Linked DNA regions of Homo sapiens: region 2 is linked to region 1. The links are chromatin loops, found by intact Hi-C in ENCODE. Cell type or tissue: B cell. All regions are shown on one strand. Region 1 overlaps STIM1 (stromal interaction molecule 1). Region 2 overlaps STIM1 (stromal interaction molecule 1).

Region 1 (8,000 bases):
TTTATTATATCCTAGTGGGTAAAAAGTGTTACCTCATTGTAGTTTTGATTTGCATTGCCCTGATAATGATGTTGAGCATTGTTTCAGGTGTATATTGGCCATTGAACTGTGGACTATACAAATAATATGTTCAAATCCTTTGTCCATTTTTTGTTTGTTTGTTTGTTTTGAGAGAGGGTCTCACCCTGTCACCCAGGCTGGAGTGCAGTGGCACGATCTTGGCTCACTGCAACCTCTGCCTCCCAGGTTTCAGCAATTCTTATGCCTCAACCTCCTGAGTAGCTAGGATTACAGTCATGTGCCACCACACCCGGCTAATTTTTGTATTTTTTTAGTAGAGACAGGGTTTTGCCATGTTGGCCAGGCTGTTCTCAAACTCCTGTCCTCAGGTGATCTGCCCACCTCAGCCTCCCAAAGTGCTGGGATTACTGGCATGAGCCACCGTACCTAGCAAGAATTTTTTATGTATTCTGGATAGTAGAGCCTTGTCAGAAAAATGTTTGCCAATACTTTCTCCACTTTGTGGGTTGTCTTTTCACTTTCTTGGTACATTCTTTGAAGTATAAAACTTTTTTATTTTGGTGAAGTCCAATTTATCTATTCTTTCTTTTGTTGTATATGCTTTTTAAAAAATAATTTGAGGTAAAATTCACATAATATAAAAGTAACCATTTTAAAGTAAGCAATTCAGTGGCATATAGCACATTCATGATGTTATGCAACCACTACCTCTATCTAGTTCCAAAATATTTCCATCACTCTACAGTAAAATTTTTTACCAGTAAGCGGTTTCTCCCCATTCCCTCCTCCCACCAACCCCTGCCAACCATTAGTCTACATTCTGTCTCTGTGGATTTATCTATTCTAATCATTTCATATTAACAGAATCATATAATATGTGATCTTTTGTGTCTGGCTTCTTTCATTTAGCATAATGTTTTCCAGGTTCATCCACATTGTAGCATGTATCAGAACTTCATTCCATTTATAGGTGAATAATATTCCATTGCACCACAATGTATTTATCTATTCATCTATTAATAGACAGTTGGGTTGTTTTATTTTTTGGCTCTTGTGACATGTGCTGCTATGAAAATGCATGTACATGTACTTGTTTGAGTACTTGTCTTCAATTCTTTGCATATATACCTAAGTGTGGAATTGCTAGGTTCTAGGGTAACTCTGTGTCTAATTTCTGAGAAACCACCAGACTATTTTACACAGTAGCTGAACCGTTTTACCTTCTCACCAGCAATATACAGGGTTTCAATTTCTCTATACCCTCGCCAACACAAGTTTTCCATTTTTAAAAACTATTATTATTATAAGTATCCCAGTCAGTGTGAAGTATATTCTTAGCTTCAGTACCTGTGTTCTGCCTATCTCAGGAAGATAGTTTTCCTGCTGATCTCTGGCCTTCCTTAAGTTAGATCACATGCAGCACATGGGCTACATGCAATAAGCCTAAGAGAAGAATACCCCTGTCCTGGTATCAGTCCAACCTGCTCCACCAGGGCCCCTCTTGTTGGTTCTGATATCCTGGACCCAGTACCATGTCCCCAGCATTCTGGTTCCCATGCTAGCTGATTTTTTCAGATAAAATCCTTGACTGCTTTAACCTGCAGTTTCTACTGTATCCTTTCAGACATGATAAATCTGATTTTGATACAGATAAAGCTTGATAATATATATTACAAGGCTAAGGAAGACTTTCAGGCTGCTGAAAGCTTCCCCTTGCATGGTGGTGACAGAGGAGAACCTCTGCAAAAGTAGCCTAGCTTTTATAGTTGGGTATAAGTGTCCTTGTTGGTGTATACAAAGAGATGTGTAAGCTGTTAACATAGGGAGAGTTTAATAAGGCCACTTCTCATCTTTTAAGACTCAGCTCAAGAATTACTTTCTCCATAAAGTTTCCCTGGACTCCAATAGGAAACTCCTCCCTAGTTTGTGCCCCCAGTTGAACTCTGGAAAGACTTACATAATAGCTATAACACTTACTATATTTGTTGACACTTTACTATATTTGTTGACATAGCTATCTCCATTTAGATAGAAGTACTGGAGAGCAGGGACCCTGCCGATTATGCTGGTACATAGAATGTGCTCAGTAAAGGTTAGTGAATGACTGGAAGGCCATTGCTCAATACAGAGACTACGCCTTACATAAAGAGTAGAACCATTCACTGTGTCGTTATTCAAAACCTACCAATGAAGGTGAGTAAAATGTGTCCTAGAACCCTCCACTCCCCCAAAAAAAAGGTGGCAAAGGAAGTGGAAACATTAGTCTTCTCCCAGGTTGCTCTGTTTCATACTTTCAAAAAGTATGGATCCACTTGTATTGAGACATCAACTTGCACATTAGCCAAGCCATATTCACAGACAGGGAAATGTTATATGGCCTCTGACCTTGCCTGCCAGCTGCTTCTCTGGACTGTTTCCTGGTTCAATAGCATTCTTCTGCTGGCACCCTAAATCGAGGCCAGCCATTCCCAAAGGGCAGGAAGTGGGCCCTAAGATCCTGTTTGGTTGAAAATAGTTTTCCAAGAAATCTCACTACTTTTTGCTCCCCCTTGGTTAACTTAGAATTAGAAAAAGGATTACAGGCTGGCCGTTCCTACCACATAGATCTGTAGAGACTGAACAACCTAATTCTCTCAACTAGACCCTGGCTGAAGAGACCACCCTTTCTTAGGCCTGAGTGTGTCTACTGCTTCAGTGAAAACCCACTTAGTCCTCCTTGGTCATTCAATAATACAAAGATGTTCATTAATCAGTTCATGCACTCTACATGTCTACAATAACCCACTGTCATTATATATATATAAACCTGCTGATATGCTATTGAAATGAAATATAGAAGTAGGTAACAGGTAAAAAGCTTTCAGCCCATAGGGGGTTACTTCTATCCCTGAGCATACTTTTCATATTTTAGCTTTTGTACTCTTGCTCAGGTTGTTTACTCTGCCTAGAATGTCCTATTCTGCCACCTCCATAGAATAAAGCTCTATCCACCCTTAAAGGCAGAGGTAACATGTCACCTTGTCTATAGGATACCTTCACTAGCCCTCATCTGGGCCTCAGAAGTACTGTGTACCTCTACAGAACACTCATGTTGTCCCTTCAGGGCAGAACATGATTCATTCCAGGTCTTCCTACAGGGTCCAGCACAGCATTGGCACAATGCAGATATTTCCTTAAAGTATTTAATGAATGCATGTTGCTACGTGTCTGGACTAAAATGTAAGACTCTTTCATACCTTAATACCAGTGGAAATAGTATAGGTGCTATCTTGCAGGTGTGCCTAGGAGACCCAGAGCCTTAGCCTTAGCCTATCCACTACAACAGCTTTGGTTTCCATGGCACAGCAGTAGCCCTTCTCAACACAAGACTCACAGAGAGGAGGCCCAAAGAGCACTGTATCCAGAGCCTTCAGCTGCAGCTTCTGCCGATGACTCCGGTCTGTCATCTTCAGCACAGTCCCTGTCATGGTGGTGTTGGTGACAGCCAGCCTGTTGAGGCAAAGAGTAGCAGATCAGTTCCCTCCCAGTAAAGCCAGGAAGGATCCTGGTAGGATTACCCGCCTCCCCCAGGAACACTTCTAGCTCTTGGTGATTGCTCCCCTCTGCACTCTAGAACACAGAGTCTATACCAGTTGGGTCTCAACAGGGTATATGGAGAGACACATAACATTTACCAAGAATTTGTTCAGCCCTCTCCCCATATCCACCAACTTCTAAGCACCCTATCCTCTAAGGATTACCTGTCTGTGACCATTCCCACACCCAACTAAATTTTCTGTTGTGCTTCTCCTTCCAGGGTTTATCCTCTACATATTTTCCCCACCTCCTACCATTTATAAATGCATTTCCTGTGCAGCCCAGGTCAAACTGTCATGTCATATGACCCAGTGATTCTGGGATTTATGAATTATCCTAATCTAAACTCACTGTCATTATATATAAACCTGCTAATGTGCTATTGAAATGAAATATAGAAAAGGAAAAAAAATTTTAATTAACCACTGATGACAAAAATGGAATTAGTCCTGTTAGCTTGTATTTGAGTCACTGCAATACAAGTTACCTCCAATAAAATTACTGTAATTTTTTATGACCTCCACCCATACTGTCAGTGATAACTTTAATAAGAGAAAGCCTGTGAACAAGAAAATGACCTAGGAAAAATGGAACTTTGTTTCTCTTCTGCTGGAACACAGTGGATATAAGAGGAGGGGGGTAAAAGATATGAAAGGTTGAAAACCACTGGTCTAGGTCCCACAAGTAAGCACTTAATTCTATACTACTCTATAAGATTGGTGCTCTTTTCTGATGCATAGCTTTATTTCTCCAGCTAGAAAAGAAGCTTCTGACATCACAGTGTGATTTATACTCCTGTCTGAGCATACAGGAACAGCTACTTCCTTCTCTGGCCTTGGAAAGCAATCAAGCCCACCAGTAAGAGACGCAGTGAGGCACTGTGATGGGGTGTGGGAGTGGTTAGGAGATCTGGCTTCTCATTTCAGCTCTACTAGTGACTCATTTGTCTGATCATAAGTTGCTTTGTTCCTCCCCGAGGACCTCAGTTTCCTACTGTGCAAACTTATGTAAAATCAGATGCTTCCTACAAGCCTGGGAGTTCTTGGGGTTCCTCTTTGAAACACTTGTGCTGCAGTTCGTCTGACTAATGAGAATAAACATTGTCGTCTTTTCTACAGTCTATTTCTCAAAGAAACCTATGAACTGGAATGCTATCTACTTGTAAGCAATGAAAGAAATGAGAAAGGAGCTAACACTGACTAAGCAACTACTGTGTGTCTGCTACTGTTCTGATACTTTACATACAATACCTCATTCAGTCCTCACAACAACCTTAAGAACTCAGTTCCATTATTAGTGTCACTTTCTTTTTTTTTTTTTTTTTGAGACGGAGTCTCGCTCTGTCGCTTAGGCTGGAGTGCAGTGGCGCGATCTCAGCTCACTGCAAGCTCCACCTCCCGGGTTCACGCCATTCTCCTGCCTCAGCCTCCCGAGTAGCTGGGACTACAGGCACCTGCCACCACGCCTGGCTAATTTTTTGTATTTTTAGTAGAGACGGGGTTTCACCATGTTAGCCAGGATAGTCTCGATCACCTGACCTCGTGATCCACCCACCTTGGCCTCCCAAAGTGCTGGGATTACAGGTGTGAGCCACTGCACCCGGCCTAGTGCGACTTTCTAGATAAGAAAATGGAGACTTAGAGTTGAGTAACTTGCCCAAAGTCACACACAAGTAAGTGGCAAAGCCAGAGAATGAACTCAAATCTGCTAGATTATTCTCATTATACCATGTGAGCTAGTGATGGGCCTAGAACCACCCTCACTTCACCCCAAGCACTGAAGGCCCCATGCTTCCTGCTGTCACTAAGGTGCCACAGCTTGACATCCCCTACACCTGTGCCCAGCCTGGCTGGACCTGGTCTTGGCTGTAATTCTAGCCACAAAAAAGCTAAGTGAACCAGTGACCTGAGAACTGACTTCTTATCCTATGCTTTGCAGTTTTAATCCAAGCCAAAGATATCCTTCCCATGAGGAAAATGGTCCAGGGATCCACAAGGCAATATTGCTATTTCTATGGGTAGCAAGAAAGAAACCTAAATCCTGGATCTTAGTGGTCAGTCATCTACTTTTCCATTAAACATGGAGTTCCTCAAGTCAGGGGTCAGGTCTAATACATCTCTTTGTCCTCTGGGCCCACCAGAGAGTATGGCACATGGTAGGTGCTTAGTGAAGTTTTGTAAAATAGAACTAAACTGAATATTGAAAGGAAGCCTATCTTTAACCACATGGCACAAGAGGAAGATGCAGTGAAAAAAAGCAGGGCATTTAGAACAAGACAGACCTGGGTTCAAATCCCAGCTCTGCCACTTACCAGCTTGGATAAATTATAAAATATTTGAGATTCAGTTTGTTCACCCAAAGGTTGGGATACTCTTCCTCCCAGAGTTGTGAGAATCAACTGAAATAATATGTAGGAAAGCACTCTATAAAGGGAGGTACAAACATTAAGATTATTACTCTCTCCAGAGCAGAGAGAAGCTGTGAAGAAGAGGCTGCAGGCAGCAGAGGAGGGAACAGCCAGCTCAGCTAGGCCTGGACAGCAGTGCTCAGTAGCTCTGTGGCTGGAGACTGCAAAGTGTGGGCATTCCAACAGCTTCACCTTCCCCTTTCCCCTTTGCTGAAGCTCAAAACCAGATGCACCTACATAATAAGATGACAGATTATACATAATCAGCACTTACCAGATAGTAAGCCCTTTGAGGGCAAGGACAGCTTGTTGTCATCTTTATCCCTAGCACCCAGCACAAGTGCTTGGCACAGAGCAGGTACCCAGTAAATATTTGTTGGATGAATAAGTAAATGGATTAATGACTGAATGGCATATGGCACTAGTTTGACATGACAAGAAGTCCAAGCAGTACTCCATCCCCTTCCCACTCCCAGCCCAAGCCCTAGCATATTCAGCGTGTAAAGTAGGCAAAGAGTTATGAAACAACAGCTGTTGGAGCCATCCCAGAGATGAGGCTGGGGCCAATGGCAATCAGCCTCTCCTCTGTACCATTTTTATTATAAATAAGCTGTATATGGATAACCCAGGGGAGGCTAAAAGAGCCCTGAGGCTCCCGGGTGATAAAAGAGGCAGCTGCTCAGGGCACAGGAAAAAAAGAAAAAAGAAACACCAACAGGGTTTGATGTACACCAAGATTCAAATCTCAGTTTTGCCCCTAACTAGTCATGTTTGTGACCTTGGATAAGTTACTTAACCAGTTTCATCATCTATATACAATAATACCCACCTTACAGGACTGATGTAAGAATTAAATGAGATACTGTATACAGTGTTGAGTAGAATGCCTGGCATGTACTAAGCACTCAGTAAATGGCAGCTATCAGTACTATTCCCAGGACTGACAGGAATATTAAAGAAGAGAGTGGATACAAAGCGCCCATCATACTTTATAGCAAGTGCACAACAGATGTGAGAAGAGGCAAGATCTATAGACGCTGCCCTGAAAAAGGCAGAACCTCACTTAACTGGCCAGAGCAATCTGAAGGCAGGCCCACTCCAGCCCATTCCCCGTACCCTCAACAGAGAAAAACCCAGTCCCCTCCTGACCTTGGCATGGCATGGCCACTGAGCTGCAGCTTCCGGAAGGTCTCCTCATACTGAGGCAGCTCCACATATGTGATCAGCCACTGTACCACCTCATCCACGGTCCAATTGTATACTGTGAAAAGAGACAAGCAAAGCCATGACTCTAGAATGCCAAGCACTGCTTTCATTTGTTGTCATGCTGACCTTAATATTTACCACATTTGTGTGTTTAATATCTATCTGTCCCATAAAATACTAAGTATGAAAGGAGTATACACTGTGAGTCTATTTATATGAAATCCTAGAAAAGACAAATCTATAGTGATAGAAAGCAGATCAATGGTTAGCTGGAGCCAGGAAGGGAGCTGGGGACTGACTGGGAAAAAATCACAAATGCAACATTATAAGGTGATGGATATATTCTATATCTTGAATGTGGTGGTGGTTACACAAATGATAACATCTGTCAAAATGCATCAAACTGTACATTTAAAATAGGTGTATCTTCTTTTATGTAAATTATAACTCAATAAATTTGATTTTGGAATATTTTTAAACTGTTGTGACCAGGGTTGAGAATCAATTATCCATCCATCCATTCGTCCAGCTATTCAACTGAGCATTCATAAGGGGACTACTTAGTGCCAAGCCTGGAGGAAGTTAGTTCCCAATCCAGTGGAAGAGATCAAAAGCTAAACAGCATGAGTGAAGCACAGATTCTGATGAGAAAAATACATACGGCACAGAGAAGAAAGGAAATAACTGCCTAGGGCTTCAGGGACAGCCTCAGAGAAGATGATGTATTGCAACATAAAGGATTAGTAGAAGCTTATCTCAAATATTTCATGGGTGTGGGGAGAGGAGGGCA
Region 2 (8,000 bases), 63 kb after region 1:
GTCTTTTACAATATGACACATTAACTTCCTAAGTACCTTCCTGGCCACTCTCCCTCCCTACCAGACACCTTACACACCAGATATTGGGTCAGAAAACTATGGCCATAAGCCAAATCCAGTTTGCTGTTTGTTGGTTTTGAGACTGAGTCTCCCTCTATTGCCCATGCTGAAATGCAGTGGCGTGAAGATGGCTCACTGCAGCCTCCTGGGCTTAAGCAGTCCTCCTGCCTCAGCCTCCCGAGTAGCTTGGACTACAGGCACAGGGGCTAATTTTTTCTTCATTTTTTGTAGAGACAGGGTCTTACCATATTGTCCAGGCTAGTCTCAAACTCATAGACTCAAGCAATCCTCCTGCCTTGGCTTCCCAAAGTGATGGGATTGCAGGCATAAGCCACCATGCCCAGCCAGTTTTCATAAAGTTTTACTGAAACATAGCCAGGCTCATGCATTGATGTATATTTTCTGTGGCTGCTTTCATGCTACAAAGACAGAGTTGAGTATTTGTAACAGAGACTCTATGGCTATCAAAGTCTAAAATAATTACTATCTAATCCTTTACAGAAAAAGTTGCCTGCTCTAGACACATCAAGCCATTTCATGCTCCTTGACCAAACCATGATCTTTTATACCCCCAAGATTTTGCACAAGGTGCTCCATTTAAAATGCTTTCTCCCACTCTTTGTCTATTAAATAAAAAGTCACTGCCTTCTGTGAAGTTTTCTAGATCTCTCCCAGGTGAGTTCATTGCCCTATCCTATTTGTTCCCTTAGTTCTCAGGGTATACATTATCCCCCTCTTACTCTCCCTAAGCAACTCAAAAATAGAGACTATATTTTATTTATCATTTATTCTTCACCAGCATCTTGTAAATTTTCTGGAATACATAAATGAATAATTAATTTAGCTCCATAAATCCATCTCCAAGCCGAGGGCCCGGCACAGAGCAGAGTGTGTGGTTATTAAATAACTGAAGGAGTGTCTCTCGAGTTTGTCCTATAACATGTAGCAGAGAGCTTAGCTTACAATAGCTAGTCAAGACATAATTGTCTATTGAATAGAAGAAAGAAAAAGGTCCCCAAATTGTCAGCCTATCTAAAAGAAAGATATTTAGCCAGGAGCCAGAGAGTTACACTAGCTTGGATTCAATGTAACATGATACTTTAGAGTTTGATTCTAGACCTGGCTGCCTGGGTTTGAATCCTCGTTCCACCACTTAGTTTCAGTGTATAACTTGCATCATTTGTAAAATGAAGATAGTAGCACAAAACCTAACAACCCTCATGTTGAGGGAAGCATAAATGAGTAAATTCAACTAAATACCTTAGAATAGTGCCTGGCACAAAATAAGCTCTCCTGTCTGTGTGTGTGTGTAATATGTTTTAAGAAGGATTAAAGATACTAAAAGAACGTACAATCCTAGGGCCCACTATTACAGTGATGCTGATCCCTCATATGTAAGGAAGACCTATAGAGGAGGTAGAAAACGGATATTTTCTAAGTGCTTGCTATATAAAGTCCATGTGTCAAGAGGTTAGGAATGGAGATAGTTAAGACAAGACATTGTAGTCTACTAACCTCTAAGGTCCTTTTTGTTCTACTCTATGATTCTTTGAAAGCTTTTAAAGCTTTAACTCCATTTAAAATCAAAACTTTACAACTTTATGCAAGACCCTCCCTCCTCTATGGGCTGGCCTTCCTCAGTGCATCAGTTGCCACTTCCTCTCATTCCCAATGATAATGAATTCCCAATTCCCAATGATAATGAATTACTTAAAACTCTCTGACAGTACCAGGCTTTTCACCTGTACAATATCTTTGTACATGCTATTCCCTCACTTAAAACATTCTCCTTATCACTCCTAGTCATCTGTTGAGATCCGGATTATGTGTCAGTGACTATAACATGGGAAAGGCTGACTTAGGGCGTCCTCTTCTGCAACTCTATCACAGTGTTCACTCTTAAAATTTTATTTTTTTTTTAGAGACAGGGTTTCGATATATTGCTAAGGCTGGTCTTGAACTCTGGGCTCAAGCAATTCTCCCACCTCAGCCTCCCAAGTAGCTGGTACTACAGGTGCACGCCATTGTGCCTCACAGTATCCACTTAATAAATTATAGTGTCCTTATCTGTTTTATGGCTATCTCCACCACTAGGGGAACTTCTTCAAAGGCAGCAACATTGCCTTTCCTTTTACTCCTTTTTTTCCAGCACCTAGCACATACATAGATACAGAGAATCCCTCTGAGGTCAATGAGAACGCTCAGTGCTTGTCATGGAATCATTGTTGATGCCCCACCAAAACACTGGGCACATGACACAGGTCAAATCCTAGAGGCAGCATTAAAAGTTTCAGCTTGCCAGGTACCTGGCCAGAATGGCAAAGACAGAGAAACTCTAACATCTCCAGTCTTACAAACTGTCAGAACCAAAGTATCCAAGCTAGCCAAAGAATACTGTCTGGGGAACCTTTGTTTTATGAAAGGAGGACAGAAATAGATCACTAATTAGAAAATATTTCCCCAGAGGAAAGAGATTATCTTCTTAATTGGGGTAAATACTGCCACATTTATATAGGCTGAATGCATAGCACTGGAGAAAATGCACTATGAGAAAGAACAGTTACAAAATTGATGGGTTAGAAGGGACTTCTAGTTTGACAGCATGAGAAGCTCCACAGACCCACTCTCCAGTAAAACTAGTGAAACTTATTTTTCAAAAGCAACCATTTAAAGTTTCTGGAAATGGTCTTAAAGGCACACAGCCAATGAAGAAACATATGCTCAAGAAAATCTAAGAACAGCGAGAGTCCACAATATTTAAACCAAGACCTGTTCTCCACCTTGCCTCTCCCAACTCAATGACACAGAAACTCCACTGCACACTGATGCAGCTAAACACAGACCTTCTCTCTCAAGCTCCCTGTTAAAGGGTTAGCTGCCTGGAATGTCCTGAGCAGGATATTAGCATTTCTGATCCTTCCCCCAGCTACCTGTTACTGAGGCTAAGTTCTAAGTGAGTGCAGCTAAAAGGTGGGCCTCTTTTGTCCCGTTTAAACCCCACTCATAGGACGAGAGCTTTACCTTGGATGCAGTGCCACTAAGAATACTGGAGCCACAACTGGCATTGCCCTGGCTCATAAGATGGTGATTACACTCTGGGAGAAGAAAACCAAAAAGACCTGAGGCTACTGCCACCCCTCCACCAAGTCCTCAGCTCCTAAAGTGGTGGTGTCACTCAGAAGCATGTCATTGTCCCCCACCCTAGCTCCAGAACCGTGACTCAAAGATTTTGCCTGGCCGAGGAAGCAGGCTATAAAACAAAGAGATCTGAATCTCTTCCCAGGGGAAATGACCTCATCTGTGACAGAGTGTAGAGAATTTCAAGACTAAGGGTAGGGTACTCTCAAAAGAGTAGAAGTTGTGGTGAAAGGAAAAGATTAGCAGATTCATTGGAGATATAGGCTAAACTGTAGACTAGAGAATTTGCTGGAGATAACTAGGGAAAGAGACAGCTGGGAGGAGTCTCTCAGGGTAAGAACAAATTTCACCAGCCTGGGCAACATAGGGAGACCCCATCTTCACAAAAAATTTAAAAATTAGCCAGGCCACCTGCACATCCTGCACATATATCCCAGAACTTAAAAAAAAAAAAAAAAAAGAAGCCAGGTGTAGTAGCACACACCTGTGGTCCCAATTACTCAGGAGGCTGAGGTAGGAGGATCACTGGAGTCCAGGAGGTTGAGGCTGCAGTGGGCCATGATCACGCCACTGCACTCTAGCCTGGGTGAAACAGTGGGACTCTATCTCCAAAAACAAACCAAAAAAGAACAAATCTCAAACACTGACCTCAGGAACTATCCCTTCAAAGGAACCCTAATATAGTTGGATTAGTCTGGGAAGCAATTTATGCCTCAGGGCATTGCTGAAAAGAGCAGAGCAACCAGATGGCAATTAGTGAACCTAAAAAGCTGGGTGTGGCCAGGGAAAGAGACAGTCAAAGTTCTGCCCAAACCATTATCATCCAAATATGACTGTGGGCATACCAAAGTCCTCTGAGGAGCAACATCAGAGGATTCACACTGTGGGAGGAGGGGGATCAACCACTTAAACAATCTAGCCAGTCATTAAATAAATAAACAAGCAAATAATAATAAGCCCCAGAGGAATCAGACAAGTACCCAAAGTTGCTACAATATATTATCAAAAATGTTCAGCTTCAAACAAACAAACAAACAAAAAACAAAGAAACACGAAAGTGTGACCCATATACCAGAAAAAAAGTAGGCAACAGAAACTCTCAGTAAGAGGGACCAGATGTCAGATTTAACAGAAAAAGACTACAAATTAGCCATTATAAATATGTCCAAAGATTAAAAAAAAAAAAATCATGATTTTTAAAGAGGTAAAGGAATGCATGATGTCAATGATGCATCAAATAAAGAATGTCAATAAAGAGACAAATTATTGTTTTAAAAAAAGAACCAAATGGATGTTCTGGAGTTGAAAAGTACAATAACTGAAGTGGAAAATTAGGACAGGGGCTAAATAGTAGATCTGAACTGGCAGCAGGAAGAATTAGCAAACTTCAAGAGAGACTGATAGAGATTATACAATCCTAAAAACATAGAGAAAAAGGAATGAAGAAAAATGAACAGAGCCTCAGAGAAATGTAGAACACCATTAATCACACCAATATATGAATACCAGAAGGGGAAGATAAAGAAAAAGGAGCAGAAAGACTCACACCTGTGAGAGGCCAAAGTGGGTGGATTGCTTGGGGCCAGGAGTTAAAGACCAGCCTGGACAACATGGCGAAACCACATCTCTACTAAAAATACAAAAATTAGCCGGGTGTGGTGGTGTACGCCTGCGATCCCAGCTACTTGGGGAGGCTGAGACATGAGAATCGCTTGAACCCAGGAGTCAGATTGGAGTGAGCTGAGATTGTGCCACTGTACTCCAGCCTGGGTGACAGAGTGAGACTATGTCTCAAAAAAAAAAAAAAAGAAAGAAAAAGGAGAAGGAAAAATATTCAAAGAAATAATGGCTGAAAAACCTCCCAAGTTTTGAAAAACATTAATCTACCCATAAAGAAAATCTAATAAACTCCAAATAGGATAAATGCAAAGAGATCCACAAATAGACACATTAAGTAAAACGCTAAAAGTCAAAGGCAATGAGAAAGTTTGAAAGCAGCAAGAGAAAAATGACTCATCACACACATGTGAACCCAGTAAGATTAACAGTTAACTTCTCACCAAAAATAATGGATGCCAGAAGACAATGGGATAACATGATCAAAGGGCTCACTGAAGTGAGAGGATGTCAACCAAGAATTGTACATCCGGCAAAACTCTTGTGAAAATAAAGACATTTCCAGATAAACAAACACTGAGAAAATTCATTGCTAACTGACACACCTTACAAAAAAATACTAAAGGAAGCTCTTTAAGTGACCCCCCCAGATAGTACTTTGAATCCATACAAAAAAGTACCAACAGTGAGCCAGGTACTGTTCTAGGTACTGGAGACATAGCAGTGAACAAAACAGATCCCTTTCCCTTATGAACTTTATATTCTAGGCAATAAATAATAAAACAATAAGTGATTAAATAATAAAATCCAGATGATGATAAGTTCTTAAAAATTATTTTAAAAAGTGATTCATAATGAAGATCTGGGTGCCAGGAATGGAGTAGAGGTGCAGATTTCATTATTAAATAGGGTGGTCTGGGAAAGGTCTCTTTGATAACATGAAGTATGACAAATGACAAAGAATATTTTTGGGGTTTTTGTTTCGTTTTTTGTTTTTTTGAGACAGAGTCTCCCTCTGTCGCCCAGGCTGGAGTGCAGTGGCACAATCTCTGCTCACCACAACCTCCACCTCCTGGGTTCAAGCATTTCTCCTGCCTGAGCCTCTCGAGTAGCTGAGATTACAGGCATATGCCACCACGCCCGGCTAATTTTGTATTTTTAGTAGAGACAGGGTTTTACTATGTTGGCCAGGCTGGTCTCAAACTCCTGACCTCAAGTGATCTGCCCACCTTGGCCTCCCAAAGTTCTGGGATTACAGGCTTGAGCCATCACGCCCAGCCACAAAGTATATTTTATATGGAAATATGAGGGCATAAACTAAATACCTAAGGAAACAATAGTCCAGGCAGCGGCAAAAGCTAGAACCAAGGCCCTAAAGCAGGAATATAAAAGAGTATGAAGGAACACCAAAGAGTGTGGCTACAGTGAGTGACAAGGGGAATATAAGTCAGAGAGGAGATCAGAATAAGTGGGGACCAGATCACAGAGGGCCTTGCTAACTTTTGTGGAGACTGTGGCTTTCACACCAAACAAAAAAATGAAGTTTTGAGGAGAGTGAAATGATCTGGTTTACATTTTTTTTTTTTTTTCAAAAAAGCTCTCTAGCTGCTACATTGAGAATAAATGTAGACATGATTATCTGCTAGGAGACTATTGAGACTTGGTGCCTGCAGTGGAATGATAGTGAGAAATGATTCTATTTTGGATATGTTTTAAAAGGAGAACCCACAGGATTTACCAATAGATGTGGAGTTGAGGAAAAATTATGAATTATTTAGAATATTTTTTGCCCAGGCAATTGAAACAATGGACTTGCCTTCAACTGAGATGAGGAAGGTAGTATATATAGCAGGTTTTGGATGAGATGATATTTAGAATCCATCTAGTGCACATTAAGCTTCAGATGCCTTTAAAACTCTTAGAAGAAAACACAGGGGTAAGTCATCACGACCTTGGATTTGACAATGGTTTCTCAGACATGACCTCAAAAGTATGAGCAGAAACAACAGCAAAAAAATAAATAAACTGGACTTCATCAAAATTTAAAACTTCTGTGCTTCAAAGGATACAACCAAGAAAGTGAAAAAGCAACCCACAGAATGGGAGAAAATATTTTCAAATCACGTATCTCATAAGGGATTTGTACCTAAAATATATAAAGAACTTTAACAACTCAATACCAAAAAGACAACCCAATTTAAAAATAAGTAAAGGTTTTTTATTTTATTTAAATTTTTTTTTGAGACAGAGTCTCACTCTGTCACCCAGGCTAAAGTGCAGTGGCCCAATCTCGGCTCACTACAACCTCTGCCTACTGGGTTCAAGCCATTCTCATGTCTCAGCCTTCTGAGTAGCTGGAATTATAGGCACACATCACCATGCCTAGCTAATTTTTGTGTTTTTTTTTTTGTAGAGACCAAGTTCTGCCACATTGCCCTGGCTGGTCTCGAACTCCTGGCTTCAGGCAATCCACCCGCCACCCAAAGCGCTGGGATTACAGGCATGAGCCACCATACCAGGACGCAAAGTTATTATTAAAAACTAAAAAAAAAAAAAAAAAAAAAACAAAAAAACAGATGTTGGCAAGGCTGCAGAGAAAAGAAAACACTTATACACAGTTGATGGGAATGCAAATTAGTCCAGCCACTGTGGAAAGCAGTTTGGAGATTTTTTTTTTTTTTCTTTTTTTTTTTTTTTTTTTTTTGAGATGGAGTTTCACTCTTGTTGCCCAGGCTGGAGTGCAATGGCACGATCTCGGCTCACCGCAACCTCCGCCTCCCAGGTTCACACGATTCTCCTGCCTCAGCCTTCCAAGTAGCTGGGATTACAGGCATGCGCCACCATGACCGGCTAATTTTTTTGTATTTTTAGTAGAGATGGGGTTTCTCCATGTTGGTCAGGCTGGTCTTGAACCCCGACCTCAGGTGATCCACCCGCCTCAGCCTCCCAAAGTGCTGGTATTACAGGCGTGAGCCACCGCGCCCGGCCACAGCAGTTTGGAGATTTCTAAGAGTACTAAAAATAGAACTACCATTCGATCCAGCAATTCCATTACTGTATACATACCCAAAGGAAAATAAATTATTCTACTAAAAAGACATGTGCACTCATATGTTCACTGCAGCACTATTCACAATAGCAAAGGCATGAAATCAACCTAGATGCCATTAATTAATGTGATACAG

The links. Peaks named below come from ENCODE experiments on the same cell type or tissue, not always from the same donor. Only the 100,000 strongest peaks of a DNase experiment are listed, where the experiment ranks them.
Region 2: it touches region 1 in a loop (2.3-fold over the local background); 7 of 110 quality-filtered maps call a loop at or near these places.

What each region holds. Positions count from the first base shown.
Region 1 is chr11:4,054,791-4,062,790 of GRCh38, reverse strand. STIM1 (stromal interaction molecule 1) reads right to left here. Exons shown (of 13, transcript NM_001382567.1): 4 at 7,154-7,265; 5 at 3,395-3,510. Among named protein-coding and RNA genes, the nearest start is that of RRM1, 36 kb to the left of the region's middle. In B cell, no CTCF peak of the experiment used is centred here; a DNase peak (open chromatin) is centred at 4,640; H3K27ac peaks cover 2,108 bases.
Region 2 is chr11:3,991,470-3,999,469 of GRCh38, reverse strand. All of the region lies in intron 2 of STIM1 (stromal interaction molecule 1), which reads right to left. Among named protein-coding and RNA genes, the nearest start is that of RRM1, 99 kb to the left of the region's middle. In B cell, no CTCF peak of the experiment used is centred here; no DNase peak of the experiment used is centred here.